Linked DNA regions of Homo sapiens: region 1 is linked to region 2. Evidence: chromatin contacts called from ENCODE Hi-C or POLR2A ChIA-PET data. All regions are on one chromosome and are shown on one strand. The core of a region is the stretch at or near the end of the contact, and the rest is flanking DNA. Distances in the headings are between cores, read along the strand shown. Region 1 overlaps GLDC (glycine decarboxylase). Region 2 has its middle 120 kb from the start of GLDC.

Region 1 (3,554 bases), core at 1,053-3,552, 36 kb after region 2:
CAACCAAGATGAAAGCCTGGAAAGACACACCTGTGGAATCAGGATGAACTATGCAAGGGAAGGAGGGAAAAAAATGTTCCTTCGTTTCCCCTGTTATGAAAGGGAAGTGAAACACTTTCAGCATTCTTTATTGCAAATTCCAGGCAACTAGCCATAAGTAACCTTCCAGTGGTAATAAAACCAGAAATGGACTAAGATCGGGCCACTACCACTCCACCCTACTTACTTAGCCAGCCAGCACCACCCTATCCCCTTTGTCTGCAACTCTCTAGTATCAGCAGATGCTTTTGCCCTGCTCTCGGCTCCTAGGCGATGCTCCTATTAAGGACTTCCGCCCCACAGCTCAGTACAAACTCTAGCATAGCACTGGCCATCAAAATGAAGGAACCAGGAACACAGGCCTCCTCTGGCACAAGCTGAGGCCTGAGTTAGGCCACTGCTACAGGCACTGCCCCTGGGGGGAGCGAGTGGTGTCCATTAGTACCTGCTGGTCCCCACAGTGGTCCCCAAGAGGCGATTGGGATCCTGGAGACCAGGTTCTCATATCCAAAGCAAACATTGAAGCAGGACCGTGAACTCTGCTTTATGCCTTTTTTGGTGCTTGAAGTTGAGAATCATCTAATGGAGAATTTATTTATTCAACAAATATTGTTTGAGCATACTATGACCAGAACCGGGCTTCAGCACAACAGGGGTTACTGAAGAATTAAAGCATGGTCTCTGCCCTTCATCCAGGCCCAGGGCCGGGGCTGAGCCAAGGAGAGGATGCTTGCAATGGCAACATTCCTGCCCTCTTCCTCCCTCTGCTCCCTAGAGAGCAGTTCCACAGCCAACTGGCTGACGTTTGCATTCTGGGTTTGAGCAAGTCTTTTATCTCTGAATGTTTTTCCTCAAAATGGTCAAGTGGGATGTCTTGGAAGCAAGGATCATAATGGCTAGTTCACAGAAATTTGTTTCTTGACTATATGTTCCCTCATCTGCTTCCAAGAAGGCTTGGAGGGAGTGTCCCACAGAAGGGACCCTGAGAGCCAGGACCTCTGTGCCCCATGGTGAGCAAGCGCCACCTCCTGCCATACTCACCGTTCTGTGCCCCTCTCCTTTCTGGTTTAAGTAGGCTCGGATAGTGGCCAGTCCAGCATATTCTCCCTGGGCTCCGCTTGCAAAGACAAGAAGAAAGGGATCACGGTTAGGTCTTCTGGCTTTCATTTACTCATTCAATATTTATTGGGCCCTGGCCAGGGGTTCACCAGCACGTGACACATGGTCACTGTCCAGACGCTGAGAGAAGCTCATCAAGGAGCTCTGCTGGAGTCAAAAGGTCTTGAACAATCAAAACAATCAAAGCAACAGCATCCAGTTTGTGCACTACAGCTCAACCACTCCTACCCAAAGATGGAGCTTTCTATATCCTTGCTCAGGACCACGCATTGAAAATAGCCTTTTGTTATTATGAAAAATTTCAAAACTATACCAAAATACAGTGAAGAACAAAAGGAACTACGACGTGTGTGTCAGCCAGCTGTAACAATTTGGTTTACGGTCAATCTTGTTTCCTATTATATTTCTCACTAACCACTTTCATGCTGAACTATATATTTTGAAGCAAACTTCAAACATCCTATCATCAGTTCAAATGTCAATATGCAGCCTTCAAAGATAAGTATTGTTTTTAAAAATATAACTACAGGCCGGGTGCAATGGCTCATGCCTGTAATCCTAGCACTTTGGGGGGCCGATGTGGGCAGAGCATTCGAGCTCAGAAGTTCAAGATCAGCCTGGGCAGCATGGCGGAACAGTGTCTCCACTAAAAGTACAAAAAATTAGCCTGGTGTGATAGCATGCATCTGTAGTACCAGCTACTGGGCAGGCTGACATGGAAGGATCACTGGAGTCTGTGAGGCGGAGACTGCAGTAAGCCGAGATGGTGCCACTGCACTCCAACCTGGGTGACAGAGTGAGATCCCGTCTCAAAAAATAAATAAATAACTACAAACACAATTGTCACACCTAGAACAATGAACTTCAGTTTTTTCCTTTTTTTTTCCCTTTTCTTTCCCCCTTTAAATGGGTAATGTGTCAACATCTTAACAAGGTTTAAGGAAGACACACCTATGAGGTGAAAACAAATCATCACTCTATAATTTCTTAGTATTACCAAATATCGAGTCAAGGGCCTGATCAGCCCCAAAAGAATGAGGCACTTTTAATGTGACACCATTCCTGGCAGTCTCAGGTTCGGCTCTCCCAGGCCCCGGATGCAGATGGCTGTTAGGGGCTGGCCATCCTCATCTCAACGGTCCTGGAAGGCACCACTTTCAGGGCATATGCCATGACTAACATTCCGGTGAGCAATGCTGACTCAATCGTAGACTGTTATTTCATGTTCCCAGTACCCTGTGCAGGAAGGGAAGGGAAATGAGTAATAGATGTATCAGTCCCATTCAAAATGTGTATGTCTGCGAAGCTGAAGGCAAAAATTAAATACTAAAAAAAGATACAAAAATTTAAACTTTAAACAAATGAAAATTTAAAAATAAAATAACTTTTTTTAATGTTACCCACAGAAAATCGGTAAGAATTTTAAAAAATGTGTATGTTCTCCATGCCATCACCCCCATTTTGCACACAAAGAAACTGAGGTCTGAGTGCTACATGCCAAATGGCCAACAGTGACAGATGAAGACTTGGGTGTGGAGTCAGCCTGCCTCCCAGAGCTACGGGCTCCCTTTGCAAGCAGTGCTGCTCTTCTGAGCACACTGTGCTCTCCAAGGACGGAGAGTTGTGGGAGCAAATGCTGATTTTCTTTCTAGCAGAAGTCTTGTCTGATTGATAGAACTGGGGGGTTTAGCTAAAATAAAAAATAAAAAAAAAAAGAAAGAAAAGAAGAAAGAAAGCCTGTCTTACAAGACCTGAGTCACCCCGTTCCTCGTCACCCGCACTGAGTCAGCTGCAGCTATCTCCGCTCTCTTCCAAGAAGAAAGGCAAAGACTGCTCTTCTGTTTTCCTGGCTTCTGAAAAACAAGTCCTAGCCTATTTGAGGTTTTTTCATTTTGAGGACAAGAAAATGAATATGCCGTGCTTCAGGAAACCACTCACATCACAAGTAACTTCATCTCCCTGTGCCTATGTGCCTGAGAGATGTGTAAAATGGGGATAGTAACAGTACCCATCACACAGGGCAGATGTGATGTGTAGTGAGATCATCAAGGTCAAATGCTTCTCAGCCAAATCCTGCCCATTCTTCAACTGGCTACAACTCTCTGCAAAGCCTTCCCTAAAGCCACCAATCCAGCTCTGTCACTTCCTCAGAGAGGCCTTCCCTGAAGGCAAGAATTTTGTCAACCTTGTTCACAATTGTATTCTCTATTCCAAGAACACTGACATAAAAAATATTTGATAGATTGATTAAAGAAATAATCCTCTACCTCCTCCAAATTATCATAGCATTTTACTCTACAATCTTATCTGACATTAATATCCTATACATGTACTGGACATAGAAAATTATTACCGATTTCACATTTACTTTGTATGCCTGTCTTATCTCAATTAGA
Region 2 (3,145 bases), core at 504-3,003:
CTCCACTCCCGCTGCTTCACTTGACTAAAAAAAACCACCTCTGCTCAAACATGCACAACATTGTGAATGTACTTAACTCATACATTGTTCCTGAGAATGGTTAAAGTGCTACATTTTGTATTATGTATATTTTTCCATGATATATATTATGTATATTTTGTATATTATGTATATTTTGTATATTATGTATATTATGTATATTTTCCATGATATATATTATGTATATGTATATATTATGTATATATGATATATATTATGTATATATACATATATTATGTATATATATACACAAATATATATTATGTATATTTTTCCATGATAAACAGAAAAATTTTAGGGGACACACTCTACACAAAGCCATTTCAGAGGCCCCATCTTCAAGCTCTGGCATTTTGTACATATCTTTAACAGAACTGCTCACAGCAGACATTGGAAATATGGGTTTCCATGGCAATGCGCCTCTTTGAGATCATTCAGTTTTTTGTTTTTTTGTTTTTTTTGAGATGGAGTCTGGCTGTGTCGCCAGGCTGGAGTGCATTGGCCGATCTCAGCTCACTGCAGCCTCGGCCTCCCAGGTTCAAGTGATTCTCCTGCCTCAGCCTCCTGAGTAGCTGGGATTACAGGCACGTGCTGCCACACTCAGCTAATTTTTATATTTTTAGTAGAGACAGGGTTTCTCTATGTTGGCCAGGCTGGTCTTGAACTCCTGACCTCAAGTGATCCACCCACCTCAGCCTCTCAAAGTACTGAGATGATAGGGGTGAGCCACTGTGCCCAGCCCACCATATTTCTTTTCTTTTTTCTTTTTTTTTTTTTTTTTGAGACAGAGTCTTGCTCTGTCACCCAGGCTGGAGTGCAGTGGAGTGATCTCGGCTCACTGCAAACTCTGCCTCCCGGGTTCAAGCGATTCTTGTGCCTCAGCCTCCTGAGTAGCTGGGATTACAGGCACACACCACCATGTCCGGCTAGTGTTTTGTATTTTTAGTAGAGACGAGGTTTCACCATGTTGGCCAGGTTGGTCTTGAACTCCTGAGTTCAGGCAATCCACGGGCCTCGGCCTCCCAAAGTGCTGGGATTACAGGCATGAATCACCACACCCGACCCATATTTCTTTTTATTTGTTGAACACATACTACTTGGAAGGCCCCGGCTCAGCACTGAGAATCCAACAATGGGTAAAATACGGTCTCTGCTAGAGAGACCAAAACAAAGAGACAAAAACTGAGTGAACATTAAAAAATTAATTGTGGGCCGGGCGCGGTGGCTCATGCCTGTAATCCCAGCATTTTGGGAGGCCGAGGCGGGCGAATCACGAGGTCAGGAGATCGAGACCATCCTGGCTAACATGGTGAAACCCGCCTTTACTAAAAATACAAAAAATTAGCCAGGCGTGGTGGTGGGCGCCTGTAGTCCCAGCAACTCAGGAGGCTGAGGCAGGAGAATGGTGTGAACCCGGCAGGTGGAGCTTGCAGTGAGCCGAGATCGTGCCACTGCACTCCAGCCTGGGCAAAAGAGCAAGACTCTGTTAAAAAAAAAAAAAAAAAAATTACCAGTTGTGCCCAGGGTACAGGAGGAAACAAACCAAGGGGCAAGATAGAAGATAACAGAGAAAGCCTATTTCATGGGGATATGAAGAAGGTATTTTTGAAATGATGAAATACAGAAAATGGCTAGGATGAAATACAGAGAATGACTAGTAAAGCAAGGTGACTGGGGACAGGGCTTCAAGGGGCAGTGCCTTTCAGGATAAGATCCGGGGCAGGGAAAGACTGGCACAAGTGTTAGGTAACACATGAGCAATTAATAGTGAAGGACAAGTGATTCACTTGACTCTTAATCGCCTATGTTTGGCTCTGCTATGTTCTGGGGGCAAGTAATGGATAATAGCCATGGAAACAACCTTGGCACTCAACTACAAACACTGTGTAAAGTAAGTAGAAAAGAATTGCTGTTTGCTTCCATTATTTACTGTCATACACTTGTCCTTCCTAGGAAGGGGCCGTCCCAGGGCCTGATGGCTAGCTTGCACTAAGCAGGGTTTCCAACTCAGGAAGGGCAGAGTCCCCAGGTCTGCAGTTGCCATGGCAGCAGGGTATCCTGTTTTGGCTGATAGGTACTGGAGCCAGTAAGGCTGGGTCCAAATTCTGCCCCTCCCTCTTACTGGCTGGTAGTGGGACTTTAGGCATCTCTTCATACCCTTCCCCACATGTGTAAGAGTGGAACATTGTGAGGGTCAAATGAGGTAGTATTTCAAACACTTAAAAGAATACCAAGCTGGGCATGGTGACTCACGCCTGTAATCCCAGCACTTTGAGAGGCTGAGGTCAGGAGTTGGAGGCCTGAGGTTAGGAGTTCGAGACCAGCCTGGCCAACATGGCAAAACCCCGTATCTACTAAAAGTACACAAATTAGCTGGGCCTCGTGGTGGGCACCTGTAATCCCAGCTACTCAGGAGACTGAGGCAGGAGAATCACTTGAACCTGGGAGGTAGAGGTTGCAGTGAGCCGAGATTGCACCAATGCACTCCAGCCTGGGTGACAAGAATGAGACTCTGTCTCAAAAAAAAAAAAAAAAAAAAAAAAAATTGCCTGATACCTGAGATGCACTATTTAATAGATATCATTTAATTATTGTGTAAAAAAGGAACCGTGAATCCCATCACTTCTGTACTGCTTTGTTAGGCTAAAGTAAATTGTTGTATAAACTTTTTAAATATAAAAATAAGTGGAATACTTGCAGATAATTCAATAGAGCACCCAGATCACTAGCATTAAAGCCTAGGGATACTAAGTAATGTTGGAGGAAGCAGCCATGCAAGAAACCAAGTAGTCATGATTAGAGCATTTGCTACTTCTAAGGCAAAGTCATTTGTGGCAGGCATGCTAGTTGCCAACCTAAAACCCATTCTCCCCACCTTTTTAAAAATTAACATACTCCTGATTTTGTTTGGGGCAGTCACATGCCCAGGTAACAGACTTCCCCACACTTTCTTGTAGCTGGGAGTGAGATTTGAACCAATTTTGGCCAGCTGCAGCAGTTACTGAGTGGAACATATTCGAAAACATTTCAAAAGAAGCAGATTTGGGTGGAAGCTGCCTTTTGCTCTTCTTTTTTTTTTTTTTTTGAGACAAGGTCTCACTCTGTT

What was found. Hi-C counts contacts between places; a loop is a spot of excess contacts on that map. ChIA-PET counts read pairs that join two places held with the same protein, here RNA polymerase II (POLR2A). Pooled maps may share reads with other maps.
Region 1: a map of endothelial cell of umbilical vein shows a loop between it and region 2 (3-fold over the local background). The contact joins two enhancer-like sites. A Hi-C loop is called at or near these places in 2 of 168 maps with a recorded cell type or tissue (IMR-90 and endothelial cell of umbilical vein) and 2 of 50 pooled maps. POLR2A ChIA-PET finds 5 or more read pairs at or near these places in 7 of 52 experiments (AG04450, BJ, GM12878 and 4 more).

What each region holds. Positions count from the first base shown.
Region 1 is chr9:6,564,274-6,567,827 of GRCh38, forward strand. GLDC (glycine decarboxylase) reads right to left here. Exons shown (of 25, transcript NM_000170.3): 16 at 1,081-1,156. Among named protein-coding and RNA genes, the nearest start is that of GLDC, 80 kb to the right of the region's middle. RefSeq lists an enhancer at 1,925-3,124. Within about 2 kb of position 2,303, at least 11 of the 41 ENCODE cell types and tissues checked have a DNase peak (open chromatin) inside an H3K27ac peak, as active enhancers do.
Region 2 is chr9:6,528,643-6,531,787 of GRCh38, forward strand. No RefSeq gene overlaps it. Among named protein-coding and RNA genes, the nearest start is that of GLDC, 120 kb to the right of the region's middle. Within about 2 kb of position 1,754, at least 2 of the 41 ENCODE cell types and tissues checked have a DNase peak (open chromatin) inside an H3K27ac peak, as active enhancers do.